Regions from separate parts of the Homo sapiens genome. Here all the other regions are linked to region 1. Evidence: chromatin contacts called from ENCODE Hi-C or POLR2A ChIA-PET data. All regions are on one chromosome and are shown on one strand. Each heading gives the region's core, a stretch centred on a gene start or an enhancer-like site at or near the end of the contact. The rest is flanking DNA. Distances are from core to core; before and after follow the strand shown.

Evidence for each region. Hi-C counts contacts between places; a loop is a spot of excess contacts on that map. ChIA-PET counts read pairs that join two places held with the same protein, here RNA polymerase II (POLR2A). Pooled maps may share reads with other maps.
Region 2: a loop to region 1 is called in a map of naive thymus-derived CD4-positive, alpha-beta T cell, with 7 times the contacts of the local background. The contact joins the promoter of MAP3K14-AS1 here to the promoter of EFTUD2 in region 1. A Hi-C loop is called at or near these places in 1 of 168 maps with a recorded cell type or tissue (naive thymus-derived CD4-positive, alpha-beta T cell), 1 of 37 single-sample maps with no recorded cell type and 7 of 50 pooled maps. POLR2A ChIA-PET finds 5 or more read pairs at or near these places in 1 of 52 experiments (A673).
Region 3: a loop to region 1 is called in a pooled map, with 8 times the contacts of the local background. The contact joins the promoter of MAP3K14 here to the promoter of EFTUD2 in region 1. A Hi-C loop is called at or near these places in 9 of 50 pooled maps. POLR2A ChIA-PET finds 5 or more read pairs at or near these places in 4 of 52 experiments (BJ, SK-N-SH, T-cell and 1 more).
Region 4: a pooled map shows a loop between it and region 1 (5-fold over the local background). The contact joins the enhancer-like site here to the promoter of EFTUD2 in region 1. A Hi-C loop is called at or near these places in 5 of 50 pooled maps. POLR2A ChIA-PET finds 5 or more read pairs at or near these places in 2 of 52 experiments (A673 and CD4-positive, alpha-beta memory T cell).

The regions. Positions count from the first base shown.
Region 1 is chr17:44,895,917-44,903,549 of GRCh38, forward strand. EFTUD2 (elongation factor Tu GTP binding domain containing 2) reads right to left here and starts at 3,529. Exons shown (of 28, transcript NM_004247.4): 1 at 3,453-3,529. It overlaps DNAAF19 (dynein axonemal assembly factor 19), which reads left to right and starts at 3,813. Exons shown (of 4, transcript NM_213607.3): 1 at 3,813-3,943; 2 at 5,074-5,225; 3 at 5,604-5,736; 4 at 6,449-7,633. The coding sequence starts at 5,083. The coding sequence ends at 6,901. It overlaps GFAP (glial fibrillary acidic protein), which reads right to left. Exons shown (of 9, transcript NM_002055.5): 9 at 7,243-7,633. FAM187A (family with sequence similarity 187 member A) reads left to right here and starts at 7,517. Exons shown (of 1, transcript NM_001258400.2): 1 at 7,517-7,633.
Region 2 is chr17:45,246,453-45,253,969 of GRCh38, forward strand. It overlaps MAP3K14-AS1 (MAP3K14 antisense RNA 1), which reads left to right and starts at 1,473. Exons shown (of 4, transcript NR_110326.1): 1 at 1,473-1,551. FMNL1 (formin like 1) reads left to right here. Exons shown (of 27, transcript NM_005892.4): 26 at 53-152; 27 at 415-866. The coding sequence ends at 144. It also overlaps the pseudogene EFCAB15P. RefSeq lists enhancers at 951-1,020, 2,271-2,320 and a silencer at 1,131-1,860.
Region 3 is chr17:45,313,230-45,320,010 of GRCh38, forward strand. MAP3K14 (mitogen-activated protein kinase kinase kinase 14) reads right to left here and starts at 3,791. Exons shown (of 16, transcript NM_003954.5): 1 at 3,731-3,791.
Region 4 is chr17:45,223,905-45,230,848 of GRCh38, forward strand. FMNL1 (formin like 1) reads left to right here. Exons shown (of 27, transcript NM_005892.4): 2 at 6,700-6,783. Among named protein-coding and RNA genes, the nearest start is that of FMNL1, 5.5 kb to the left of the region's middle. RefSeq lists enhancers at 526-575, 1,116-1,165, 2,356-2,575, 4,136-4,195, 4,206-4,255 and 4 more. Within about 2 kb of position 2,352, at least 25 of the 41 ENCODE cell types and tissues checked have a DNase peak (open chromatin) inside an H3K27ac peak, as active enhancers do.

The DNA of each region.
Region 1 (7,633 bases), core at 2,279-4,778:
TTCAGTCTTTCCTTCCAAGGACTGTCATGAAATCCTTAAGGATGTCCCTTGATTTGAGGTTGTCTGATGTTACCTTATGATAATATTCAGGTTATGCGTTTTGGGCAGGAATATCATAGAAGTGATGCTGTGTTCTTCTCAATGCATTTCGTATCAGGTGATACATGATTTCAATTTGCCCCATTAGTGGTAACGTTAACTTTGATCACTTCATTAAGGTGATGTTTGCCAGGCCTCTCCATTGTAAAGTTACTCATTTTCCCTTTGTAATTAAGTAGTGTTTTGTGGGTTTTCTCCACTTCAATTACTGAAATTCTATTCAAAGAAACAGTTCAAATGCCACCACCTCCTTCAAGCTTTCCTAGCTCCTCAATTTCTCATTCCTCTATCCTACTAGAGCTTTTTGCACCTTTATCAGTATTTAATTTTGTCTTAAATAGTAGTTAACTGGCTGGGCACAGTGGCTCATGCCTGTAATCCCAGCACTTTGGCAGGCCAAGATGGGCGGATCATGAGGTCAGGAGATAGAGACCATCCTGGCTAACACAGTGAAACCCCGTCTCTACTAAAAATACAAAAAATTAGCCAGGTGTGGTGGCACACACCTGTAGTCCCAGCTACTCAGCAGGCTGAGGCAGGAGAATCACTTGAATCCAGGAGGCAGAGGTTGCAGTGAGCTGAGATCGCACCACTGCACTTCAGCCTGGCTGACAGAGTGAGACTCCGTCTCGAAAAAAATAAACAAAATAAATAAACAAATAGTAGTTACTAATTACCATCACCAACTATAGTTTATAAGCAATAAATAACAGACTAGAGCATCAGGGCTCTGGAGTTGGAAGACTTAGATTCAAATCCCAACTTTGTCACCAACAACTATGTAACTTGAGGTAAGTTACTTCATCTCTTCCAACCTGATTCCTATTCTTCAACTGGAAAATGGAATGAATAATCCTCACTGAATAAATGGTTATGAGGATTAAATAAAACACCCTGTGTAAAGAATTTACCAGAGTCCAGCTGGGTGCAGTGGCTCACGCCTGTAATCCCAGCACTTTGGGAGGCTGAGGTGGGTGGATCACGAGGTCAGGAGATCGAGACCATCCTGGCTAACACGGTGAAACCCTGTCTCTACTAAAAATACAAAAAATTAGCCAAGTGTGGTGGTGGGCGCCCGTAGTCCCAGCTACTGGGGAGGCTGAGGCAGGAGAATGGTGTGAACCCAGGAGGCGGAGCTTGCAGTGAGCGGAGACAGCGCCACTGCACTCCAGCCTGGGTGACAGAGAGAGACTCCGTCTCAAAAAAAAAAAAAAAAAAAAAGAATTTACCAGAGTCCTAGGCTCAATAAACGTTAGCTAGCATTATTTTTTGCCATCCTTGATCATGAGAACCCTGTGTTCCATGCACCTGCTTCTTCTCTTCACTTCTTTTATGATACTAAATTTAATTTTAAAATAATACCAAAAAGTGGCAAGAACAGTACAAATAACTTTCTTTTCCCCAAATATTTGACAGTATGCTGCTGACACAATGCCTCTTCACCTCCTAATACTTTAGAGCAAGAGTTGACAAACTCTGACCTGTGGCCAAATCTGGCCCCTCCAACTGTTTTTGCATGGTCCTCCAGCTAAGAATGCATTTTACATTTTTATTTTTTTATTTTTTTGAGACGGAGTCCCGCTCTGTTGCCTAGGCTGGAGTGCAGTGGCACGATCTCGACTCACTGCAACCTCCGCCTCACAGGTTCAAGCGATTCTCCTGCCTCAACCTCCCAAGTAGCTGGGATTACAGGCACCCGCCATCACACTTGGCTAATTTTTGTATTTTTAGTAGAGACGGGGTTTCAACCATGTTGGCCAGGCAGTCTCGAACTCTTGACCTCAGGTGATTAGCCCACCTCGGCCTCCCAAAGTGCTGAGATTACAGGTGTGAGCCACCGCACCCGGCCACATTTTACATTTTTAAATAATTGAGAAAAAAGTACCAATGCTAACACAGCCAATAGCCAAGACAGCACCTTGCATAAGTAGGAACTGGATAAATGTTAACTGAATGGGATGTTTAATTTTAAGATGCTGATATTTCTTGGATTAGACTGATACCTCCAACTCCCTCAATGCCACCTGCTGGGTGCTGAATGTAGAGAGAGAATTGGAGCTCCAAGGACCAATAATTAAATGTAAATTATTATGGAAACTTTCACATGCATATTCTTTTTACTTCTAAAAAGCTACTATCGCATTTATGCTTATCTCATTCTCCCAAGACCCCAGTCAAGGGATTGAAGAAATTATTTATTTATTTTATATATATTTTTTGAGACAGAGTTTTGCTCTTGTTGCCCAGGCTGGAGTACAACGGCACGATCTCAGTTCACTGCAACCTCCGCCTCCTGGTTTCAAGCGATTCTCCTGCCTCAGCCTCCCGAGTAGTTGGGACTACAGGAGTGCACCACTACGCCTGGCTAATTTTTTTGTATTCTTAGTAGAGATGGGTTTTCACCATGTTGGCCAGGCTGGTCTCGAACTCCTGACCTCAGGTGATCCGCCCGCGTCTTTCTCCCAAAGTGCTGGGATTACAGGCGTGAGCCACCGCGCCCGGCCGATTGAAGAAACTGTTATAGAAAGCTGTTCATGGAACAAGCCAAGCTCATTTCTGCCTCAGGGCCACTGCACTTGCCTTTCTCTTTGTCCAAAACGCTCTCCCCTTTGATATTTTTCACCTTGTTCCTTTATTTCAATCAAGTCTCCACTAAAATGTCATCTTCTCTGTCACTCTAAAAAGTCCCCCATACATACTCTCCAACTTCCCACTTTCACTGTTTTATTGCTATTCACAAATGTTATACATTTATCACTAGCTGACTTGTATCTAGTTGTTTACTGTTCATTTCCCCAACTACAATTGAAGCAAAGACTTTGTTCACTTAGTACTGTGCCTAGCATAGACTAAGCCCTCAATAAGTATTTACTGAACTAATGAATGACTCTAACAAGGTACACAGAATATAGCTGATTTGCCCACAGTTACACAAAACTAGCGACTCATGGTAACAAACCTCACTGCCGCTTCCCGCTACAATGCAGGAGCTCAGAGGACTTCGGAGGGAACTTGGCAAAGAACGGCTGAAAGCGGCACGGATAGAAGAGGAAGTGAGCGAGGGGACTGGACAGTTAGAGCACCACTCCTACCTAGCGATACGATTTTACGGACTGAGGCTATAGAGGCAGCCCCGAAATCGAGGTGTGTGCGTGTGTGCGCGCTTCGGAAGCCTTGGGAAGGCACGAGGACGACAGGGTCTTCCATTCTTTTTCCCGCTCCAGGCCTCAATTTACCGATCCGTAAAGCGAAAGGGGCCAATAGCATATAAGGCCCCTTCCAGATCTGACGCTTTTTAATTTCCTATCCCACCTGGAGCAACCCTTCCGTGCCGCTGACCCGCTTCAACTTACCTCTCGCCTGCTCAGCTAAGAGTTCCCAGGCCGCTGCCGGAGATCGTGCTTCCGCCCCACGCCGAGGAAACGCCTGCGCCCGCCGCCAGGAAGGACCCCGCAGACGCCGCTGTCGCCTTTCTGCCCGGGAGGACAACCCTCTGCCTGAGGACCAGTTCCGAGGTATGCCCGCCGCGGACTGGCAAGGCGGAGTAGCGGGTCCCCAAGACGAGTAGCCCAAGACGTGGGCTGCTCCAAAGAGGGTGAGAGCTGAGGATGAACGAATCTGATCAGGCGCCTCGGGACCACCCTGAAAATGGGGGGAGGGGCCTTCGGGCAGATCACGTGGTCAGGCTGTTAGCGCAGTTGCTAGGCAACCACAGCTGCGGGCGTGGTCTGCGCGGGGTTGCCCTCCTGTTCTGGTTTATCAGGGGATCCCCAAAGAAAGCAAGGGGACCAAGGCCGGGACTGCTGGGGTGAAGGTCCGGGAGGCTGAGTAAGGGGACGGAAGGGTTAGTTCTATGTATTAAATGCCTGGGGAGGGCTGAGAACTGGACACCTGATTTCGGTTACTGGCCACCCCAGCCCCTTCTTGGCGTTCAGATTCCCTACGTTGGGGTAGGGTGGCTATGGGATTGGTTGGGGACTTCCTGCTTCCTTGCGCTAGGGCTGTTGGTGATGACCCCGCCACAAAATCTAGCTCAACTCACTAGGAGTTTGCAGTTCAGAGAGGTCCCACAAGTAAATGCCAGAGCCACGACTAGAACCCACGTAGAGAATCTCTCTGCAGTGGCTCACGCCTGTAATCCCAGCACTTTGGGAGGCCGAGGCGCGCGGATTACTTGAGGTCAGGATCGAAAATTGCTTGAACCCCGGAGGCAGAGGTTGCAATGAGCCAAGATCGCGCCACTGCACTCCAGCCTGGGCAACAGAGCCAGAAAAAAAAAAAAAGAAAAGAATATCTCTGTAGAAATGATCAGTCAGCCTCAGATATGCAGAAACTACAGAAGTACAGTGATAGAACTAAAGGCATTGCCCAGGTACCTAGGGACCTCTGTTCCAGCCCTGGGCTGGACAGAGGGATTTGGGGATGGGGTCATTGAGCTCCTTCCTTTGCCCCTTCTACTTGATTTCCTGCTCAGTCATTGCATCTGGTTTGGGTGAAAGTCTCCTTCCTCATTAAAGACATTCAATGAAGAATGAAACTTTATCCCCGAGCTCAAGGGTAACTAACAAGAGTTCTGCCTTTGTGTGAGGTCCCCTGTCGAAACGACTTGCTGTAGAACAATCCTATGGGGGAAGAGTGAAGAAACTGAATTCTGAGATCCCAATGCCTCCTCGACTGAAGCACCAAAATTAAAAATATTTTTAGAGGCAAAGAGCAAAATTAAGACAGAACTCCAAATTGAAAGTCAGGACTCTGTATTCTATTTTCAGGGACAAGTCTTGTGTAAGTCCTCACTGTGAAATTCAACTTGTCTTTGTAAAATAGAAAACCAGATTTTTGTAACACCTCCCAATCTGAGTGACATGATGTCCAGAGTGCTTTGGGGTCATTTTGTGTTCTGGTGAATAATTCAGAGGTACCCTCTTTCCCCTGATATTGACTGTCCACTGACATGTATTCCCTTTGCCTTCCCAGGCACAGGCCATGGAAAGGAATGACATCATCAACTTCAAGGCTTTGGAGAAAGAGCTGCAGGCTGCACTCACTGCTGATGAGAAGTACAAACGGGAGAATGCTGCCAAGTTACGGGCAGTGGAACAGAGGGTGGCTTCCTATGAGGAGTTCAGGTTGGCTCACTGCCATTTTTCTCAGGCCCTCCTGTTATGGTGGATTATAGTAGTTAACTCTGAAATCAAACCATTCTGGGCTTCAGTCCTGGCCCCACCGTCTACTGTTTGATCTTATGCAATTTCCTTAACTTCTCTGAGTCTCAATTATTTATCTGTAGAACAGTAACTGTTATAATTAAATGAGTTCTTGCACATAAGACTGAGCAAGTGTCTGACACATGTGAGGTGCTTGAAAGCAGTCAGCTATCGCTGTTGTTATTATTATGGTCATATTGGTCCGTAACAGGTTTATCCTATACCATGCAAAGTCTAGCTGCCTCACACCCACAGACACAGCATTAAGTCCATTGCCTAATTTCTGTCCTTTGCCTACAGGGGTATTGTCCTTGCATCACATCTGAAGCCACTGGAGCGGAAGGATAAGATGGGAGGAAAGAGAACTGTGCCCTGGAACTGTCACACTATTCAGGGAAGGACCTTCCAGGATGTGGCCACTGAAATCTCCCCGGTAGGTGAGGCCCTGCCCCTTTAGTCCAGCAGGATTCTCTGCCCTAAAGCTTCAATCCTGTTTTTTCATTTTGTTTTGTTTTGTTTTGTTTTTTTAACCACACATACCTCTTCTTTATTTGTCATGTTAAACCAACAGAGATAGGTTTCTGCCTCCAATCCCAGAAAGAAAAACAAACAGCAGATGGCAAAGCTGAGTTGAAGTGGGCAGAATGAGTCAGAAAGTTGGGCTAGGAAGGTCGGCTTCCCTTAGTCCTTTGACTTTCATTCTCAGATCAGAATTGGGATGCTCTGCCTCTGGGTTGTATGGTGTCTAGTGTAATGATCCTGTGGCAGTGTTGAGAGAGAGACCCCAACATTCAGATCCTTGAGTTCCTTTCTCTCTTCCTGAGATTTCCAATCAACCCATCCACCCGACTTACAGTAAACCCTGACTTACTCTTGAAGACCAGAGCTATGTCTCCATTCATGAGTAGGAAAATTCCAGTATAAATGAGAATCTCAAATCATGGCGTGGATTCCTTGGGGCCCTCCCTGTTTCATCCCCAGTTTCCTCATCTGAAAATGAGGCCGCCAAGGACCACAGCTTTCCCAGTGCTCAGACAGTAGTGAGATGAAGACAGTAAGATGAAGAGCTACAGGCTCCCCTCCCTGTCACTGTTGCAGAACAGCTGGAAGAGCTCCTGACTCCCTTTCCTTCCTTTGTGGTCCAGGAGAAAGCCCCCCTCCAGCCCGAGACGTCTGCTGACTTCTATCGTGATTGGCGACGACACTTGCCAAGTGGGCCAGAGCGCTACCAGGCTCTACTGCAGCTTGGGGGTCCAAGGCTCGGCTGCCTCTTCCAGACAGATGTGGGATTTGGACTTCTTGGGGAGCTGCTGGTGGCACTGGCTGATCACGTGGGGCCGGCTGACCGGGCAGCGGTGCTGGGGATCCTATGCAGCCTGGCGAGCACTGGGCGCTTCACCCTGAACCTAAGCCTGCTGAGCCGGGCAGAGAGAGAGAGCTGCAAGGGCTTGTTTCAGAAGCTGCAAGCCATGGGCAACCCCAGATCCGTGAAGGAGGGGCTCAGCTGGGAGGAGCAGGGTCTGGAGGAGCAGTCTGGTGGGCTCCAGGAGGAGGAGAGGCTCCTGCAGGAGCTGCTGGAGCTGTACCAGGTTGACTGATGCGGCAAGCTACCCTCAGAGGTCCCAGTGGTCACTGGAGGCAGTTTTTTGGTTGTTGTCTTGGGGGTTCTGCAGGACCATAATAAGAAACCCACACCTGGTTCCCTTCTCAACTTGGAATTTTCAGAGCAAAAACAGGAATCAAGTCTTCCCCACTTCTCCAGTCCCTCAGTGTCTCGCTGTTTTGAACTGTGTGTATCCATGGACAGTCAAGAGCTCAGGAAGTTGAGAGCGGTTTTGTTTCCCACCCTTAGAGTCTGCCAAGCCTCTAGCCCACTGGCCTTGAGAGATGAGTGTGTGCCCAACCAAATGCTGGCTATACCAGTTACAGCCTCCACTCATAAAAGGGAAAAAGCAAAATCTTTATGGTAAACAAACACTGATCTCCACAGCTCTTAACAAGAATGTTTATAGCCCCAAACCAATGAATGGACATGTAATCAACAAATGATCAAATACTACATCATTTGAGGTGTTGAATTTTCCCCTAGAGACTCAGTTCTTGTGCAGGTTGGGCCTGGGAAAGTCCCAAGCCATCAGCTCAGGTCCAGCCAGCCTCCCGGATGGCCAGATATGCAGGAGGGTGGGTTTCCTTCATCCCCCAGGTTGATGAAAGACTTTTCCACCAGGCTGGCAGGGCAGGGCCTGGAGCACTGAGGCAGAGATCTCCCTGCCCGAGCACCTCGGCCCGCCCTTCTCATTCCGGTTTCCTTTGACCCATTCTTGGGTGAG
Region 2 (7,517 bases), core at 223-2,722, 350 kb after region 1:
TCTTTCCTTTTTCCTTTCTCTACTCCCCTTCACCTGCCCCACCCCCACTCAGTGATCAAGACGGTGCCCTTCACGGCCCGCACCGGCAAGCGGACATCCCGGCTCCTCTGTGAGGCCAGCCTGGGAGAAGAGATGCCCCTCTAGCCCCTCAGGTACCCAGATGACCTGGCCTCTGATACCACGCTGCCCACAGCCCCTGGGACCCTTGGGAGAACTGAGGCATGCTGCCTTCTCCTGGGCCAGTGGATGGCTGGGATGTGATTTGTGGGGTGGAGGGGTCTGGCAAACATAAACGGTACCCCTGCCATGTGCACACAATCTGAGTCCTTAGGAGGCTAAGCTTTGTGCCCTGGAGCCATGCTCCCAGCTCTGGGCGGACTCCTGAATGGTAAATGTGTCTCCTTCGGCTGCCAGATCTGCGGAACCAGCCCTACATCCGCGCAGACACAGGCCGCCGCAGTGCCCGTCGGCGTCCCCCGGGCCCCCCACTGCAGGTCACCTCCGACCTCTCGCTGTAGCCGCTATTTCTGCAGGTGGATTCTGCAGGGGTGTGGGGCCGTGGACAGGCTGAGGCTCAAGGAAGGTGGTCCTCAGCTCGGCTGGCCGGGCAGCCCCTCCTCCGCTGTGGCCCGCCTCAAACGGGCTGGTGCATCCTCCTCTTGGCCACAGAGGGCAGCATCGCCCGCCCCTTCCCCCAAATGCTGCTTGCAGCACCCACCCTAAAGCCCCCTCCAAATAGCCATACTTAGCCTCAGCAGGAGCCTGGCCTGTAACTTATAAAGTGCACCTCGCCCCCGCAAGCCCCAGCCCCGAGGACCGTCCATGGACCTTATTTTTATATGAGATTAATAAAGATGTTTGCAAAAGATCCGCGTCGGCTCCATGCCTGCCGCAGCCACCCGCAGCCTGTTTCCGCTCAGCAAACGCTTTACTTGCACAAGCTCTTCATAGCAGGCCTCTGCAAACCAGCGGGCGCCGGGGAGAAGGGCTGCTTCTTCACTAGAGTTGGCGGCGAGGGAGCCCGCTTCGAGGGGGCGGAGGCTTTCGTGGCTGGCCCAGTATCCCTGCGGGAGGCCGGAGGGGGCGAGCGGGCAGCTGGGGTTAGACACGCCGGGCCAGCCCCGCAGCAGTTCTCCTTCCGGCTGCCCCGCCCCATTTGCGCCAGTCCTGCCTCCCACCCGGGCATCTGGCCCCTTTTCCTTTCGCCCTACCCAGTACTTAGTGACGCCATAAGTGACCTCGCCTTACATCTCCGCGCGTGCCGCCTCCGTCACCGCCTGCCGGGTCCCCATTTCTTCCGGGCCTGCCCCCGCTCCTCGCCTGCCCCTCCCCTCCACCAGCCAGTGTCGCCCCATCTGTCTGTCCTCCGGGCACTTGTCCCGCCCCTCACTGCGTGTCCCTCCCCCGCCCGCCGGCTCTCACCTAGGCCGAGACACGCCCCGGGCTGGGCGGGATCTTGGGGCGGCCGGGCTAGTAGGGCTGGATCAGGCGGAAGCCGGGGCCCGGGGCTGGGCTTCGTGTCCTGCGTTCCGGGAGCGCCAACCCCTCCAGGTTAGGAATCTGAGAGTACGGGCTGCGCGCACCTGGGGCGGGTGCCTGGGAGGAGGTGGAGGAGGAGACGGTCCTCAGAACGGGTCCTGGGGGTCGGAGGCGAGGGCGGGGGTTGTAAGTGGCCGGGAGAGGTCCCTCCCGCGGGTCCCGGCGCCCCCCGCCCCGTCGGGGACGCACCTACTTCGTGCAGTTTGTGCAGCGAGCGCGCCAGCTCCTAGTTGGAGAGGTCGCTGATGCGCGCCGCGTGGCAGAAGGCGAGCCCCGCGTGGGAGCGCCCCCCAACCCCCGCAGCCTGGGCTGAGCCGCAGAGCCCGCTGCTTCTTGAAGTAGTAGCTTGGAGAAGAGAGGCGGGGCGGCCGCCTCAGACACTCCCAGCCCTCTCTGTCTCACAGGTGCGGAAGCCAAAGCAGGGCCGGAAGCCGCTGCTTTGTCTTTGTCCTGGGGCGACTTGGGGCCCAGGAAACAGACTCAGAATTCAGGGCTCCCGTCTCTAGGGCAGGAATATCAGGGGTCCCTGCGGGGGGCAGGGTTTGCTCCTCCCATTGTGGGCCCAGGAGCTGGTATGGTTGTGCCCACCTCATCACCCCCCGTGCCAACTTGGAGGGCACAAAGCCCCGGCCCAGCAGCTTGAACAGCATTTCCAAGAACAGGGTCTGCAGTCCCTGGGGGTACAGAGCTGGCTGTTCCTCACCCGGCTTGGGGGCAAAAAAGGTGAAGGAGGGTGAGGAGGGGGCACCCCCTAAGCCAGGCCCACCCCTCCTCCACCAGCCTTGCCCCTCACCCATGCACTGAGCCAAGCGGTGGTTGTCATCGAAGACACCCAGGAAGTCAATGAAGCTTACGATTCCATCACCTGGGGAGAGAGGAGAGGGGGTGCTGTGGGTGCCTGCCCCCTGCAGAAGGCCTGCCTTGCACATGCCTGCTGGCAGTTCCAGGTGTTAGAGAATCTAGTCCTGCCTCTAGCCAAGGGCAGACCCCAGTTTCAATGGGGGAGAAACGGCCCATGCCTTGGGGGTTCCCAAATCAGGATTAGGATGAACACAGCAGCAACGTTTACAGGCCATGAGATAGGTGTGTTGGTCAGGGCAGGCTTCCTGGAAGAGGGAACTTTAAAATAGGACCAGGCCAGGATTTTGTGGGAAGGGGAGGCATTCTTTAAAAGAATGCCTGGAGGTGGGAGGGGACAAGAAGACAGGGTTGGGGCACCCACCATCCAAGTCTGCCTGCCGCAGAGCCTCGAACGTCTCCTGTGGACTCAGCTGGATACCCACATTGCCCAGGGCAACTTTCATGCTGTGCATGTCCACGGTGCCTGTTGGGCTGGAGCTGAAGAGTTTGAAGATATCCTGGAAGGCTGAGGGTAGAGGGGACAGGTGGCAAGACGAACCACCCACACAAGAACCCTGAGAGCTGCCCACTCTAACTCAGGTGGAACTGACGACTTGGCTCATTCCAACTCCCTCCTGGGTGTTTTAAATTTTTATTTATTTATTTATTTATTTTTGAGACAGAGTCTCACTCTTTGCCCAGGCTGGAGTGCAGTGGCGAGATCTCGGCTCACTGCAGCCTCAACCTCCCAAGGCTCAAACGATCCTCTCGCCTCAGCCTTCTGAGTAGCTGGGATCACAGGTACGTGCCACCACGCCTGGCTTATTGTTTAATTTGTTGTAGAGATGGGGTTTCGCCATGTTACTCAGGCTGGTCTCAAAGTCCTGGGCTCAAGTAATCCTCCCGCCTTGGCCTCCCAAACTGTTGGGATTACAGACATCAACCTCCACACCTGGCCTATAACTTTTAATATAAAGAGTAGCAGTGGCTGTTGTGTGTTGGTACATGTTATGTGCCCATCCAGTCCTCATGTCCAAAACTCATGTTTGAAAAACATTCAAAACTCATGTCCAAGGTCACATCTGGCAGTCTGGCTCTGAAGCTACAGTGTCTTGGAGCCCTGCTGGTGCCTGGCATGTAGTAGGCACTGACCATTGTTGATGATGAATAAAGTGATTCTGCTTTGAGGGGCCCTTGCCAATATCAGGACATGTTGTTTGGGGGAGCACTGGGGCTGTAGTTTCTTTTGCCTTTACCCCTATGGTCCTAGACCCCATGAGGCAGGGGAACTCAGATTTTTCCCCCCATTTTTTCTCCTTCTTTACCTTCTCCCTTCTTTTCCATCCTGTTCATCATCCATCTATCCATCCATCTAAATACCTGCATTCACCTATCTACCAATCCACTGAGTTTTCTTTTCCTTTCCTACACACACACACACACACACACACACACACACACACACACACACAAGACTGTGAGCCCTAGGGTTGTAGAGATGAGCAAATCAGACAAGCATGGAGGGATGGTTGCAAACACTGGCTTCTTGCAGTGACCCCAGCTTCAGGGCAGGCAATCCTTTGTAGTTTTTCCCTGAGCACCCCCTAATTTTCTTCTCTACTCCCAGTCCTGGGGCCCTCACCTGCCAGCTGCTGGGGTGTCTTGCCTGTCAAGCTGCCCCAGGAGAAAGAAAGAGGTTGGAAAGGTCTTTGCATCTGTTGCATAGAAATGCCAGGGCTAGCCAGGCTTTACCCCAAACCCAGCACCCGAGGCCTGGCCTCCGGTCCCTGCCTTCACCTCTGAGACCCAGCATCTGGACCTGACTCGGCTGGATGGGCAGCTTCACAAGGCCCTGGGTTTCTCTTGCCCTCCTCATGGTGTGTGCAGCCTTTGTGGCCATGGCTGCTGCTGGCTCCATCTGGGTCAGCCAGGCAGTATGCAGCTGCAGCCTCCCTTTCTGCATCCTGCCAGCCTGCTCCTTTGCTGGATCTCATGTGAGCAGCCTTTGAGGGTGCTGTGGAGGCCTCAGAGGCAGGAAGGAGAGAGGGCAGAGGGACCCAGCCCACTCAGGTACTCAGACTCCAGGGGACCTGGGACCAGGCCTGTGGGTATACAGTTCCACCTCCTCCCAGGATCCTCCATAGGAAGCTGTACCACAGCCCTCTATGCAGGGGATTCTGGGGAAAGGGGTAGGGCAGTGATTCCCCCCACCCTGGGTGAGGGAAAAGGACCCTCCTCCAGCCCTGGTCACCTGTTTGTTTTCTGTGATGACTCGGATCTCTTGGTCTTCTGCCCTCTGCAAATTACTCCTAAAACTCAACAGTAAGGCCAGGCATGGTGCTCAGGACTGTAATCCCGGCACTTTGGATGGCCGAGGAGGGAGGATTGCTTGAGCCTAGAAGTTCAAGGCTGCAGTGAGCCATGATGGCACCATTGTACTCCAGCCTGGGTGATGGAGAAAGAACTTGTCTCAAAAAAACAAAAAAATAAAACCCCTCAACAGTAAGAAAATGAACAGCCCGATTTAAAAAAAAATGGGCAAAGCCAAGTGTGGTGGCTTACATCTTTAATCCCAGCACTTTGGGAAGCTGAGGTGGGAGGATCACTTGAGGCCAGGAGTTTGAGATCAGCCTGGGCAACATAGAAAGATCCCATCTCTACAAAAAATAAAAAGCTTAGCCAGGCATGGTGGTGCACACCTTTAGTCCCAGCTTTTTGGGAAGCTGAGACAGGAGGATCACTTGAGCCCAGGAGTTCAAGGCTGCAATTAGCCATGATCGAGCCACTGCACTCTGCCTGGGTGATAGAATGAAGCCTTGTCTAAAAAAAAAAAAAAAAAAAAAAAATCTAATCTAAACAAGCACCTCACCAAAGAATATATACAAATGAAAGTAAGCATATGAAAAAATGTTCAACATCATATCTTATCAGCAAATTGCAAATTAAAACAATGAGATACTATTATGCAGCTATTCAGATACCAAAATCCAAAACACTACCACCACCACCAAATGCTGGTGAGGATGTGGAACAATAGGAACTGATTAATCGCTGGTGGGAATGCAAAATGGTGCAGCCAATCTGGAAGAGAGTTTGGCAGTTTCTTACAAAACTAAACGCACCCTTATCACATGATCCAGCAATCGTGCTCCTTGGTATTTATCCAAATGTTTTGAAAACTCATATCCACACAAAAACCTGCACATGGATGTTTATGGCAGCTTTATTCATAATTGCCAAAACTTGGCGGCAACCCGGATGTCCTTCCGTAGGTGAATGGATAAATAAACAGTGATACACCCAGACAATGCAATAGTATTCACCACTAAAAATAAATGCGCTATCAAGCCAGGAAAAGACAGGAGGAACCTTAAACATGTATTACCAGGTGAAAGAAGCCAACCCAAACAAACTGCATACCGTATGATTCCAAATCATTCTGGAAAAAGCAAAACAGTGGCAACAGTAAAAGGACCAGTTGTTGACAGGAGTTGGAGGGGCCAGGTAGAGCACAGAATTTTTAGGGCAATGAAACGACTCTGTATCATACTACAATCAAAACCCATAGAACGGGCCGGGTGTGGTGGCTCGCGTCTGTAATCCCAGCACTTTGGGAGGCCAAGGCGGGTGGATCACCTAGAGTCAGGAGTTCAAGACCAGCCTGGCCAACATGGTGAAACCCCGTCTCTACAAAAATACAAAAATTAGATGGGCATGGTGGCGGGTGCCTGTAGTCCCAGCTACTTGGGAGGCTGAGGCAGGAGAATTGCTCGAACCCAGGAGGTGAACAGAGGTTGCAGTGAGCTGAGACCACGCCATTGCACTCCAGCCTGGGTGACAGGGCACAACTCCGTCTCAAAAACAGCAACAAACCCCCATAGAATGTAGAACACCAATAGTGAACCCCATTGTGAACTGTGGCCTTTTGGTGATGATGATGAGTCAGTGTAGGTTTATCAGTTGTAACAAATGTACCACTGCAGGATGTCCATGGCGGGGGAGGTTGTATGTGGGTGGGGACAGGGGTACATGGGAACTCTTTGTACTTTCCACTCAGTTTTGCTGCAAACCTAAAACTGCTCTAAAAAATAAAGTCTATTAATTTAAAAAAACCTAAGGAAAGATGAGTCCTGAGAGTCCAGTGATGCTTCTGGCTCAGTCCCCCACCGCCCCCAAGACACCTACCTCTGCAGCTCCTCCTTGTCCCTCCTTCCAGTCTCCTTCCCGCTTCTCCTGCTGGCCCTGGCCCATTCTGAACTGCTCACCCCTTCCTAATCCCACCCTCCAGGCCCTGGGCATCTCTCTCCTTGGCCCGTTCGAAAGCTGGGCAGGCTCTTGAAGATCCACAAGGCTGGGCTTTTGCTTAGCAGGGAACCTGAGGCCAGGCCATGGCGCGGCCTCCCATTCTCCCTCCCCCAGGCTTCCCTGTCCACATCCCTGTCCATCCGCATACTCCGAATCCCCTTCCTTCCTTTGCTGCCGTCTCTACTCTCCCAGAAGCCAGTCTATACTGCCTGCCTTCTGGGCCTCCAAGGCCAAACCCTGGGTGGGAGGAGTGTGCATTTGTGTGCATGTGTGTTTTTTTTTTCTTCTTTGAGAGTCTTGCTCTGTTGCCCAGGCTGGAGTGCAGTGGTGCAATCTCAGCTCACTATAACCTCTGCCTCCCGGACCCCAGAGATCCTCCTGCCTCAGCCTCCCCAGTAGCTGGGACTACAGATGCATGTCACCACGCCCAACTAATTTTTGTATTTTTAGTAGAGACGGAGTTTCACCATGTTAGCCAGACTGGTCTCGAACTCCTGACCTCAAGTGATCTGCTGGCCTCTGCCTCCCAAAGTGCTGGGATTACAGGCGTGAGACACCACACCCGGCTTTGTGTGCATGTTTGGTACATGCGACTGTCACAGGCACATGTGTACATGGGCATGTGTGGCATGTGCTGCTTCCTCTGTGTGTGGGTGCTGTATGTGTGATGTGCCGGGCAGCTGGTGGTGTCTGTGTGCACATGTCTGGGTGATCTATGGCTCTCCTGCATTTGGAGGTACGTCTAGCTCCAGCCTGTGACCCTCTGGAGGACCAGTTCTTCGGCCTCATTTTCCTCCCCTTCAAGCTCCTGGACACCATCCCTTCCCCATGCC
Region 3 (6,781 bases), core at 2,541-5,040, 420 kb after region 1:
AGGTTTAGTCACAATGCAGTAATTGGCAACTACTACTGCTACTATTACTACTACTACTACTACTACTATTACTACCACCACCAAACACCACCAACAAGAACAACAACAACAACAACAACAGTTACAGCCTCTATGTTCTGTGCTGGGCACTGGGCTCAGCACTTTACATATCTCCTCTCATTTTCTACTCAAAACAGCCCCATGAAGTATTTCTGATCCCATTCACAGATGAGGCACCTGATGATTAGAGAAGTGAAGTGATTTGCTTGCGGGCACACAGGCAGGCCGTGGCAGACCTCGACCTGACCCAGGTCTCTCTGACCTGACAGCCTCAGCCACCACATGTGACACGGAGACACCAAGGACTTGTTCTGTTGCTCTGGACAAATCACGGGCTCTCTGCCTTTGTTTCTACATCTGGAAAATGGGCACAAGCACACCTGTCCAGGCAGCAGGCTATTCATCTTTTGGCCTTTTATTAATTAAAAATCAATATCAATTAATAATTGATTGGTACAATAAATAAATAAAGCTGCTACCCTGGTTTCGTTATGTTCAAAATTGACATGTTTGGGGGAAGAAAATCCTTATCGTTTCATGAGCAAGGTAGTAGAAAAAGCAGTGACCTAGATATCAAGAAAAGGGGGTTTAGATTCTGAGCAATCCTGTCTGTTTCTCCTTATGAGGCTTCACTTTTCTGATCTTTGTCCCTGCCCTTCTTCACATGAGTATGGTGTGAAAATACAAAGACTGGCCATAAAATTATTCTTGATGCCACATAATTTCAAGGGATTTCTATCAGGGAGCTGAGGGATTAAGACATGTAGAAAAGCAAGAAGGGAAGAGGCTCCTTTAAACTAGAATACAAAGAGCACACCGGCCACTGAAGAAAAATGACTTTTTCTGCATTGTCATTCAGGCAGTCATAAGCCCAGAACAAAAAAATCTCATACTTCAATGTCCTGCTCAGCTCAACAGAAATGCTCCCCTACAATTTGCCCTACGTCTGGCCTTCCCTTTTTGGGCTACTACTTTCAGCATTTTAGCCAGCATCACCGAGTAAATGCAAAACCTTCACACATGCATCACTTTGAATGCCCACCCAGCTCTTGCAGATGCTCAGCCCCATTCTGTTCCCTTACTAGGGAATCCTGGTGTGTGGAGACCAGAGGGGCTGACATCCTTAGAGCTCCCTAAATCCACTGACATGGAATTGTCCCCGGCCCACCAATTTCACACTGGTGCCATCAATAGTGCCCATAATGCTCAGATGTTTCCAGTTTAACTGAAATACTAAAATGGGGCAAACAGGAAGCATCAGACACAACTGTGGTAGTGACTTATTAATCACGAAAGCAGAATTTTAGTTGCATTTTAACCTTTTGCCAGGAAAAAAAAAAAAACAACCTTGAGATGATGGAAGCCATTAGTAGAAGTACGCTGCCTTTATGCGTATTGGGCTGACTTAGACTTTTTACTTAGGACTGACTTTGCTTTTAAGATTTCTGAACTTTCCCCCCAGAAAGAACATCTGTCAAACCAACCAATATGAATCTGTCAGCTCTTCATCGAGGCAGGCAGGCTTGTTAGGAAAGCCCATGTGCTGTCCATTGAGACAGGAAAAAAAATAGGAAGTTAAAAGTGCCTTCACAGGCCAAAGTGATACAACACTGTTCAGAGGGTGCCAACAACGAAGAAAACAACCCTGGATAAAGCTTTCATCTCTTTCACATCTCCGCAGATCTCTCACCAGACCCTAGCCAGGGATGAACTGTTATCAATCACCAAAAAAAAAAAAAAAATCACAACAGTTGCCGAGGGCTGGACAACCAATCAGCGCAAGCCATCTTCTCAGCAGTAAATGATATACACATATTCCAGGCAGATCACAAAGGAGTCAGTGTTCAACAGGAGAACCAAAATGAGGAACCAAACCTTCATCTGTTGAGGCGAAACAGCCCAACCAGACATTTTTGTTTAATAGAGGGAGACTGATTTGGCAGGGTCTCTGTGGTGCCGCTCCCACAAACTCTTAACAGACAATACCAATGACAAAAAACCCCCTTCAGAACTGCTTCTTATAATCAGAAAACACTCAGAAGATGGCCTGAAGCTTGGCAGCGTCTTGCTGTCTGATTTCACAAAGAGCTGGTACACATACCTGGGTACTTATCTCTAAAATTAGAGTCAGAGACGATTACTTTTATTTTGAGATCTTCTGAGAAGTTCTCCACACCCTTCAAAATAAATAAGGATGTCCGAAAGGTGTCTGAAAAATTCAGAGGTCTGGCATCGCTCCAAAGAAACTGATTGATATCACTTAAAAAACACCAAGAGTAAATCCAAACACAACCAAAGTAAGGCAAGCACTTTTTAAGTGTCCTCTCACATTAAGAGCATAAAAACCACACCAAAAACTTCTCCCTCCTTTCTGCATCTCAGTTCTATAATGTGGTCCTGATCTAGGATTCTGGGAAAGACCCATCCTTAGTCCCAGCTATGAGGCATCAGGCAAGATATATACCACCCCCACTCCCTCATACACACCTGCCTCAGGTGCCTCGCCCATAAAACAAGACACTACAATCTGTCTTACCACACAGCCATCTGAAGGAAAACGGAGCTCACAGGTATGAAGACACTAAGCAAAAAACACATCACTAATGTTAAGATACTGTCTCCTTCTAATCTTTCAGAAAGACCATGTTTCTAGTCAAGGGGTTTCCAACATTTTTCTTGGAATAAACTCCAGACTCCTATTTTATATCATGACCTCACTCTAATCATTTAATTTCATGTGCTTTTAAAGTCCTTAATTAAGTCATTGGTGTTCATTGTCTCCAGCGATCAAAAGTAGTTTTACCATTTACTTTGCTGATGTATGTACCTTTTCACCACTTATCCTCTCCCTCATTCATACCTCCAGTCCACCCTTTAGGGCCGAGAGCAACTTTTTAACCTCGACTAGGAAGGAAACACTTTTTCTGAAGCTACCCAGCACTAAGGAGGCTCCCGGGCAGGTGGGAAACGTACGTACAAGTGGCCCCTCTCTGCCTGGTGCCCAGTGGCTGCAAGATGCCAGGGCCACGATGGGTTTCCAAGATGGGAATGTTATATTTGAACCGACAGATAAAGTCCCGAGTTGGAGAGCCCAGAAGAATTACAGAGGAGGACTGGGGTCCGAGGGCGGAGGGAGGATGCTGCGGGCGGCCAGCACTGCCCCGCTGCATGCTGAGGACAGGCTTAGCTCCTGCTCCCCGCCTTGAGGTGTGACCTGAGAACTTCCCATGAAAGGCCGGGAGGGTTTCACGCCAGGGCAGATGCCAGGGCGCACTCCTGCAGGAGACACGTCCGCCCCGCGGCAGGCGAGCTCCATCCTGGGGGCACTGGGGCGCAGAGCAGGCGGGCGGGCCTGGCGGCGGCGCGGGGCACTAGTGAAGGGGAAGCAGGCGGCCCCTGCGCGCGCTCGGAGCCAGCGTGTGGCCAGCAGGAGTGCGCGGCCTGGAGGCCCGGGGCGAGCGCGGCACCGGCAGCGCGTGCGAGGGCGCGCCCGCGGACCGCTGCGAGTGGGTTGGACGGGGTACGTCGGACTGCGCTGGCCTGGCCGCCGACCCCACTGCTCCGGGGCGAGGGGCCAGGCCGCAGCCCAGCCCGGGGCTGAGAGGCGATCCATCCCAGCCGCTCCCTGGTCGCCTCGCACCGGGCCCCAGGGTCCCGCCCCGTCACCTACCGGCCAAGCGCCGATCTCCCCAACCAAGCGAGTGTTGCGCTCCGCTCGCCCGCGATCTCCCGCCGCCGGCCGCCGACCGCTGAGCTCCCGGCCCGTGGTCGCCCCGCCCCGGTCCCGGGCTCCGCCCCCTCGCCTTCTCGGCCGCCCCCGGGGCCACGCCTCCCCCGGAGGCTGTAACTTTGCCTCGCTTCGCGCCTCCTTTCTTTGGCCGCACCGCGACCCGTGGCCCCGCCCACTCCCCTACGCCAACCAATGAGACGGTCGTCCCGGCAAGCCCGTCTTCCCGCTCCCTAGCAACGATTGGTTAACGAGGCCTGGTTTCCAGAAATGGGCACTATTTCCGGACGATGTTTGTAGAAGGGAGATCGCTGGGCGGGCGGACTGACAGAAGGCGGAGGCGACTAGGGTGTTGGTGGAACCACACATGCGCCCTCGGCTTCTGGCAGTCTTACCAGCTGCGTTCTCGAGGTTACGGGAAGGAAGGGCGAGTGTGCGCATGCGTGGGCACTCCCTGCCACTGACTTCGGTTACCTTGGAGACAGCGAGGCGCTCTCCCTCGTGGGTCGCGCGCGTTCCGCTTCCTCTCTGCTGCCAAGCGGTGGCGGCTGAGGCGGGAGGTGGTGGGGGTAGAGACGTTTTTATTGAGCTCTTACCGTGTGCCTGGTCCTGTAGAATCCCTGGAATGAGTAAAGAAGGTTACAGTGCCTGCCCTCGAGAAGCTTGGGGAGCCAAGGGCTTACAGGGGCCCGACCTGTGGGTTGAAACCCAGGTACAAAGAGAGCATGTGGGTGCGTGGCGTGGTACGAGCGCTGAGCAAAGCATCTGCTCTCTGGGTTTGCAGACCACAGAGCCAGCAAGAGGATGAGAGCTTGATGTATGCAAAGAAAGGACCTGGAGTTCAGAATATGCATTGAAGTGTCAACAGTGCTTCTTTCTGAATGGGGGTCGGGGGTGGGGAGTAGGGAAGGTATAGAAACTTTTTCTAACTTTTGCCCCTCTGTATTATCTAGTGTTTCCACACTGAGCTTGTATTTTATTTGTAATAAATTCCAGGCCAGGCACGGTGGCTCACTCCTGTAATCCCAGCGCTTTTGGGAGGCAAAGGCAGGAGGATCGCTTGAGGCCAGGAGTTGGAGAACATCCTGGGCAATATAGCAAGGACCTCGTCCTTGCAAAAAAATAAAAGAATAGCCAGGCGTGGTAGTTTGCACTTGCAGTCCCAGCTAGAGGGGAGGCTGAGAGTCTGAGGTTACAGTGAGCCATGATCGTGCCACTGCACTCCAGCCTGGGTAACAGAGTGAGGCAGTCCTTTAAAAAAAAAATCCAAACTTTTTTTTTTATTGCAAAATAAAAGATGTACTCCTACCCTGGGCATCCCACTTCCATGAAGGGTCCATGGTAGGTGTGGTGAGTGGCTCTAGTCCGGGGATAGGCAGGCCCCACCCAAGGCTGTCTTGAAAAGTAAGGAACACCCCATCTCTGGAAGTGTTTGAGCAAAGACCACCATCTGCTTGAGACTACTTTGCAGACAGTCCGAAGCTGAACTCTTCTTTCTGGATATCTGTGCCAAACAGTCATCTCTGCTGGGGAATAGGGAAGACCATTTATTTAGGCAGTGGTCAAAAACTCACAACCTGAGGGCCTCATTCACTCACCCAGGCCAGAAATATGCTTTGTTTGGCTGGCCCAATATTTTTTTAAATTTGAATTTGAATGCCTTAGAGCAGAGCCTGCGGTTCCTTACAGTTCCCGCCACCCAACCATCTAACCTTATGTCACCTGTCTGGCCCCTGGAGCATTTGAGGTTGTGGCTCCCGTAGAGTCCGTGCTTTAGAGCCAAACAGTCTCTGGCGCCCACCCTGGCTCTGCCACTGACTAGCTGGGAGATGGCAGACAAGAAAGAAGCTGGACTGGTGGCCCCCAAATCTCTTTCCACCCCTAGGGTTTTGCATTTCAGTGACTCAGGGAAAGGCAGAGCTTGGCCAGATGTACAGGTTGGTATCGGCAATCTTGGATGCCCTTATTGCCTCTCCCACCACCTGTTTGCCTCTGGGCACACCACTTCTCAGGAAAGATGTGGGCACACCTCCAGAGTCTGCAGACACTCCCTGGCTTGCCTTTGCCTTCTCTCTCTTTCACTATTCCTTCTTTAAAACACCCAGTGTCTCTGTACTTTGCCCAGGTTCCCTTGACACCTCTGGTCCTGGGTCCCCTGTACACTCCCACCTACCCCATCAAGATGATCTGTCTTTAAGTCCGTCCCTGAACATTAATGTGTATTAATCAGAGACAGTGAACTGTGTTGACTCAAAACTGTAACTCTGGAGAAGGAATGTCACATCAGGTTGCAGGGGAGGAGCAAACCACTAAACACTGGTAAGGAAGATATTCGGGATAAGCAAGGCCTCTCCGTTTCAGCTACTTTTCTGAGGTCTTTCCAAGCCCCACTGTGTGTGGGTGAGGTGAGAAACAATACACCTACCCAGAGTGAGCAGTGTGGTGTCTCTGAGTCTTGAAATGCTTGCACCCTCTGGAAGGAGAGCTTCGGGACGAGATTACTTCCTCCAAGCTTAAGTCAAGACAACCTGGGAAAGCTTCTGGCCTTGAGTCACTTGTGCAGCCTCAGCTCTGCTTTAAATACAAGAAATTGACATTTACAGGATGACTCACACCTGGAGCAGTGAACTAGGTTCTCAGTACTCAAGGGTTCTCACACCCCATCCATTTCAGGTCTGGAAATAGCGTTAAGACTGTGCTATTCCGAAAGAATCGCAGCTTGTTTTCTGATACTTTACAAAAAGTAAGCCAGATAGACTTAGAGTACTTCATGTGCATAACCTCACTGAATGTTCCCTCTAGGCCAGGGTTTCTCAGCCTGGCACTATAGACATTTGGGGTTGGATAATTCATTGTTGGGGGACGGGGCTTGTATTCGCCTGTTTTCACGCTGCTGATAAAGACATAGCTGAGATGGGGTAATTTATAAAGGAAAGAGGTGTAATGGAGTCACAGTTCCATGTGGCTGGGGAGGCCTCACAATCATGGCAGAAG
Region 4 (6,944 bases), core at 1,102-3,601, 330 kb after region 1:
AGGTTCTGATGTGTGTGTAGGACTTGTTTGCCCTGCTTGGATTTGTGGCTGTGATTGGCTGAGTCTGACACTAAATGCCACTGGGAGTCCCTGAGTACCAGGATGTGGAGGGGGGACACCCACAGGTGGGTCAGAGAGGGTGTGCTGGTGGAGAAAGTGGAGGTGCCTAGCAGAAATTTAGGGTAGCAGCACCCACCAGGGCTTACCCCCTACCAGGTGCCCAGGAACCCCAGTGTGTTTATACCTTCTTCCCGGGGTGGCTCAGCCTGTCTTATATCCTGTTGTGGGCAGGTTAAACCCAATCTAAGGACACTTGGCTAAGACCCTGGTTCCTCTCATTCCCCACCAGCAGGGGCATGAGGCTTGCCCCAGGGTGACAACCTTGACCTCTGCCTGAGGCTGCCCAGGGCTAAAGAGTTGGTTCAACCCTCAGGTCTGGCAGTGTGTATCGCAGAGTTGGTCGCTATGTGAACCCCCACCCGAACCACCATGGCCAGAGCTGAGTCCTGTCCTCGGTCAGTGTCTAAGAGGAGAAGAACCTTAGATTGCTGAGGGGAGGGGCCCACCGCCATCAGTGGTCCCCAGTCTCAATGGGAGAAGCACAGTCCTGCCCTCAGGGATGTAGTCCAGCGGCCCCAGGGAACCTCTTCCTTCCCCTTTTGTCCCTGGTGGGGCATAGGATCCTGATACCCCAAACTCTCCTTCCTCTCCTGGCTGTAGGACCTCTCTTGTGGGTGAGGGGTGTCCCCACTTACAGCCAGACAGGAGGTGCAGGGAGCCCTTCTCCCATGCAAGGGTGGGTGGTGGGGGGCTACCTTTCCAAGAAAGCTGTGAAAGAAAGGGGTGCCCCCTGCTTAAAATGGGGGTGGAGAGAAAGAGCAGGTTGAGCCAGGGTTTCCGGCTGCTGCCTTAGCAACAGCAGAGGAGCGATGGCTGCCCAGCCCCACGGGCCTGCTGTGATGGTGGGAACACCAGCCAGCGGGGCGCCAAGCTCTCGCCTCTCCTACGCCCATGCCCAAGGCTGGGTGTCTTCCAGCCCCTTCATGCCTTCCCCTGGGAGGCACGCAGGGTCAGGGACTGGGATGACAAGGCGACCTTTCCAGGCCTGCCAGAAGAGCCACACTTACACCTGGGCCTGGGACACCCCTGATCTGCCGGGCAGGGAGAATCCCATAACCTTGGGGCAGAGGGATCAAGGGAAGGTGTCAGGGGTGGTGTACGTGAGGCCAAAAGCCATGCTGGCATCCAGTAGCAGTGGAGAGGAATTTGCCTGATGGGTGCTCTTGGCTTGTGCCCAGAGGCCTGGGTGCCTGGCCAGGCTGTGTGGGGAGGTCAGGATGGCCCCATGTTGGGTGTGGGCCTGGAGTCCTGCTTGCAGCTGGGGCCCTTCCCTTCTGGGGCTGGCAGTAAAGGGCAGGAGGGACTGCAACTGAGGCACTGCCCCCTGGCCACTCCCACCTCCGGGACAGGGCAGATGAAGTGTGGGGACCTGGAGCCATGGGGTCGCTCAGGCCTTATGCCTGCCATTTGCAGGACAGAGGATCTCCGGGGGGATGTGGCCATGTGGTCTGATGTTGGGCTGGGCAGAGGGGAGGGGTGACATTCCCAGCAGGCAGGGCTGGCACATACTAACCCTGGAAAGCCACGGATGTGGTGGGCATGATTCACAGTGACATCTGGGGCTGACTGGCAGAGAGCTGGGTGAGACGGGTAGAAGCAGGTGCTCTCAGGGCTACCTCTGCCTTTTTCCTGGGAACATGGAGCCCTGGAAGGTGGCTTGGGGGGCCTTTGAGGGGACAGGGGTTACTTATGGGAAAGGCAGGGACGTTTCCTGAGCTTTGGGGTCATGATGTTTGGGGGTTGAGATTCATTTTTGTCACTACCTGCATGGCCCTGGACAAGTTACTTAACTTCTCTGAGCTGTAGTTTCCCTCACCTGTAAAAAGAGAATAATAATGGCATCTGCTGGCCTCCTAGGATTGTCGAGAGGGTGAAATAGAGGACTTCGCACAGTGCCTGACACAGAGCAGATGCTCAGTAACCCCCCTCCACTGTGAGAAAGGGGATAAAGCTGGAGCTGATCTGGTCCTCTCCATCTCAGGGCCCATTTAGCGGAGGGAGCCCAGACCCTGCCTGTCCCCTCCCTCCACCTCCACTACCAAGAGCACCCAAGGTTACTGTGCACTCCCCAGGAGCCCCAGATCCTTAGCTAGTGAGGGCCAGGCAACCTCCCCACCGTTATGCAGGTCACCAGCAGTGGGGCCCAGACCGAAAACTGCCTGGTGGCCGGAAACCGCTGGAGGGAGGGCCTACCTCTCCTGGAGGGTGGGGCAGCGATGGTGCTAACGGTAGCAGTGTGCACATGGGAGGGGGAGGGGAGGCCTCCACTTCCCCCTGAGAGAGGGTGTGCTGGTGGGGGGGTTCCCCAGTGAGTAAGAGCTCTGTGTGGGCAACAACAGGAAGCGTGGGGCGCTGGGTGGCAGGAAGTGGAGCTGGCTGTTCCTGGTTCCTCAGATGGGGGATCTGGGCCAGGCTGTCTGCAGAAGACCCCTGGGGGCCAGGACCCACATTTCCCATTCCCCGGCTGCTCCTTCTTTGGAGGAAGCCGGGTCTTCCTTGCTAGCTTGCCACCGAGGCCACCCTGGGCAAGCACCTTAACCTCCTTGAGTCTCAGTTTCCCATTTGTGAAATAGGGATTATAACAGTATCTATTTTGTAGGCTTGTTGAGGTTTAAATGAGTTTTGATGTAAAGTGCTTAGAACGGCACCTAGCACCCAGTGTTTGGGATTGAGAGATTAATTCTGAGTGAAAAAAAGTGTCTGGGGAGCGTTTGTTATTGTTACTGTTGTCGGTGTTGTTTTCCTCCTACCAGCCTGGATGATATAGGTAGTGGCTTCCACCCTGCTTGCCCTTGTCCCAGCTGTGGGGACCCTTGAACTCTGATGGGAGAAGCTGTTAGCTCTTTGGGTCCTCAGCACCTGATCCTGGGGCTGGGTCTCCTCATAGATCTCCTGTAAGCCTGGAATTGCTTATAAGAGCCCCAGAAAATCTATATGCCAAAGTTTAAAAAAGGAGGTAAAATTGATTGTGTTTGGATATGTGCCGAGAACACTACAACTAAGGTTGAGACCATATAGAGGTGGGCAGGTGGCAGGGAGATGGATGGGGGAGTGGGGGCTGGGGGACAGGCTCAGCTTCTGGGCCCATCGGGCTGAGGAAAGCCTGTGGGGCTGGCCTGAGACTGGGATTGATGTCCAAGTTCAGGGGTACCCTGGGGCTTGAAGGGCTAGGCCATAGGGAGAGATGGGCAGGTGGACTGAGACGTAGGCTCCGCTCAAACTGAAAGTGAAACCCTAGGGTGTGGCTGTGTCCAGATGTGGACGCAGCCCCTTCAGCCTCCTGGGACACTGTCTCAGAAGTAAGCACTGGTGTGGGGGAGGTGGGGGAAGGGCTCTTAGCAGTGTCTTTTGGGGGCTGGTCTTAGGTGAGCAGATGCTGGGGGTCCCCTCTCACACTCAGGGCAGGGAGGGAGGAGAATGGTCCCCACACATTCTAATAGAAAGATGTGGGGAATCAGTTCCTTTTCTCGGCCACACCCTAAAAGATGAATCCTGTCTCTTTCCTCATCTGGCCCAAAGCACTAAAGGCAGCAGGGAAAGTAGGCTGAGGCTAGTTAAGGTTTGGCCAAAGCCTTGGAGACAAGTCTGTGTTTCTGGATGTTTTCACAAACTTCTGCTCACCCTACCATCCCCTACCCTGGGGTCTTCCATGGACCCCTGCCCCTCCACCTCTTCTGCCTCTGTGAAGTGCTTCTTCATAGTGTTAGGCCACTGAAGAGCTTTGTTAAATCCAAACTCAGCTTCTCACTGAGTGTTCCAGGAGCTCCGTGAGTGTGAGGCTCCGGTGAGGGAGTGCGCCCATTTTATGGAGGAGGAAGCTGAGGTCCAAGGGGGCAAAGAAGCTGTAGGGCTAGTTGGGCCCAGAGCCTGGGTCTTTTGAAGCCAGCTCCAGGTCCTCCATGTGGCAGCTCATAGCTGTCCCTCCCTGCCCCCCTCAGGAGGCAGGTATCCCGCCCACCTGGACTGCCAGCCCCTCCCCTCCTACTTGAGCACTGTCAGCCAACTCTCCGTGTGTCCCCCAGCCCCCCATCCCATGGTGCTGCTGCCTCGCTGAAGGCCCTGGTCTGGGGGTCTGTTCCTGTTTTCAGGGTGGCCTCACTCCACCCCGAGTGAGTGGCATCTGATGGCCCCTCTCCTACTCCCTGGAGTGCCTGGCTCCTCGGTGGGCACAGCCACAGCTGAGGAGCAGCTGCTAATTAGTGTTCGGCGCTGTCAGAGCTATTTCTGATTTCTGAGCCTAAATTTAGCCTGTCTGGCAGGCTGGCATGTGGGCCTGGGGGCCTGAGAAGGCCCAGGTGGGGAAGGGGCATGGGCACCCTGCCCTCCACCACTGTTCAGACAGGTGCTCCAGGCCCCAGCAGAGGCCTCCCCTCGGCAGTAACAACCAGGGGGCTGTCCTGGGGGAGTGGACCCAGGTGGTGGCTCAGAGTCAGCTCCAGGCTCAAAGCCAGCCCAGCTCTCCTCTTACTGGCTTCGTAACCTTGGGCAGGTCACTAAACTAATCTGTGCCTGCACCTGTGAGGTGGGAATGTTAACGGTGCCAGTGACGGCAGTGAGGGTGGAAGGCAGTCGTCGGCGCGCAGGGCTCGGAGCAGTGCCTTGCACAGTAGGCATTCTGGTGGAGCTGGCCACCTGACTGTTGGAGATGTCATTATGACTAGTTACTGCCCCTAGAAATGCCGCTGGGGCCATTCCAGAACCATAAAGTTCCCTGGGTGGGTGAGGGCCTGGGAGGATTCATGTCGGGAAGCAGCTGTCCCCTCTGTGGCTCTGTGCTGGGCTCAGCCATCCCCTTACTCCCTGGCCACCGTCTTTTGTGCCGGCCACGGCTCCAGTTTCCCTGGCACTGCTGGCCCTGTCTCTCCTCTTTGTCCCTTTTCTCCACCTTGCTCCCACCTTAGCCCTGCCCCACCCTTTGTCTCTGTGGGGTGGGGGTGACTGAGAGACATCATCGAGAGAGACAGACAGATGGACAGGGACAGAGAGACAGAGAATGACCTCGCCTCCTTTGTACTCCTGGGCGGTTCCCCCACCCCCTGCCCCTGTGGTAGCAGGAGCTGTCCTGGCCCTTGGAGGGCTGGGGGAGGGCGGCTGATGAGACAGCGGTGGTTTCCTCAATCCAGGCTCACTTTCGCAATAGGGGAGAGGAATGACGTATTCCACCCCCTTCAGCCGCTGGGGGCGGGGGGCCTGGCGGAGGGGCAGTTTCACCTCTCCAGCAGGGCCTGGCCGGAAAGCTTAGGCAATGGAGGCTGAGCGCACCCAGCTTCCTGTTGTCTGGGCCTGACCCAAGGCAGTGATTTTGGGGGTAAGGTCTGGCTGGAGCCCCAGAACTAGGCCCAGCACCCTGGAGGGGAAGCTGGCTGGGGAGTCTCAGGTGGGTGTGGCCCTCTGACTGCTCCAGCTGTGGCGTCTCTGCAGAGCCACATGACTGAGGGTGTGGAGCGTGAACCACCATGGCTGGTGAGCCCCTCAGGGTCTCCCACATCCCCGATGGAGACTCTTACTCAACTCAGATCTCCTTGAGGGCAGGAACTGTCTTTTTGGGCCAGACATATAGAAGGCTCTCAATAACCTGGGGTTTACTAAATTGAAGGGAACTGGCCTCATCTTTTGGGTCTGTCAGGGAGACAAGCCAAGTCTGGGGGTCCAGAAAGCCCCTGGTGCTATTGACACCTGGTTGATTCGGCAGCCCTGGGCTGGCGCTAACCTGCTCCGTGGTGGCAGGGGCACCGTACCCTTGTCATCTGTGGCCAGGGGAGGAGGACCCAGGCAGAGCTCTGTTGACCTTTCTCAGCTCCTGGGGGAGTCCCAGCTGGGCGGCCCCCACCACAGACCCAGGGCACTGGCTCTTCTCCCCAGTGCTGTGGCCGAGTGACCTTCCCCGCAAATCTCCCCGCCCCTGCAGCTGTGATCTGGAACTCCCTGCCTGCTGACATGGCCGCCCTCAGCTCCCCCAGCCCTCTCCTTCCTTTCTCAGCCTTCTCCTCCAAGTGGGAGGGGGCTGGAGAGGGATGAGGAGAAGGCTGCTGTCCACTCTCCTTGCAAGAGATTTCCTGGTGTTCGTGAGGCACTGGTGCCCTGGGCCTGGTCTGTGTACACGTGGGATCTGGTGGCACGTGGAGGTGGGACACTGGCCACTGGCCACTGGCCACACTTTGGCCTGACTGGTGATGGCTCCCCTGTTAGCTTCCCACCAGAATGGGGGAAGAGATGATGCCCCAACAGGAAAACTGGGGCCCAGAAGTGTCTCAGGTCCCCAGAGAGGTAGGCTGACAACCCACGCTCCTGCCTGCACACCAGGCAGGCCAGGGAGGCGGTGTGGGGGGTGACACAGCGCAGGCAGACTCGGATTCAAATCCTGCTCTCCCTTCTAGCTGGTGTGCCCCGGGAAAGGTGCTCTGTCTCTCTTGGCCTTGGTCTTCTCATTGGATAACACTACGTATCTCCTAGGGTCAGAGGATTCATGGGGGTGATGCACCTCCTAGGGAGCCAAGTGGGTTTCCCCCAAATGCCCATTCTCCCCTCTCCCCTTGTTGGGGCCCCAGGCTCAGGGGTCTTTGTCCTCCCTGTCCCCAGAACTGCATGAACTTGCCCCCAGACAAGGTCCAGCTGCTGAGCCAGTATGACAACGAGAAGAAGTGGGAGCTCATCTGTGATCAGGTAGGTGCCAGCACTGCCCAGCCACCCCTTCCCTCCCACTGTCAGTACCCCACCCTGACCAGGCTGGGGCTATGGGGAGAGGGGCACCGCCATACTGCCCATGGAGCCAAGACTCTGCTCAGTGGCCAATGTAGCACCTGGGGAGGGTGCTGGGGTCTGCA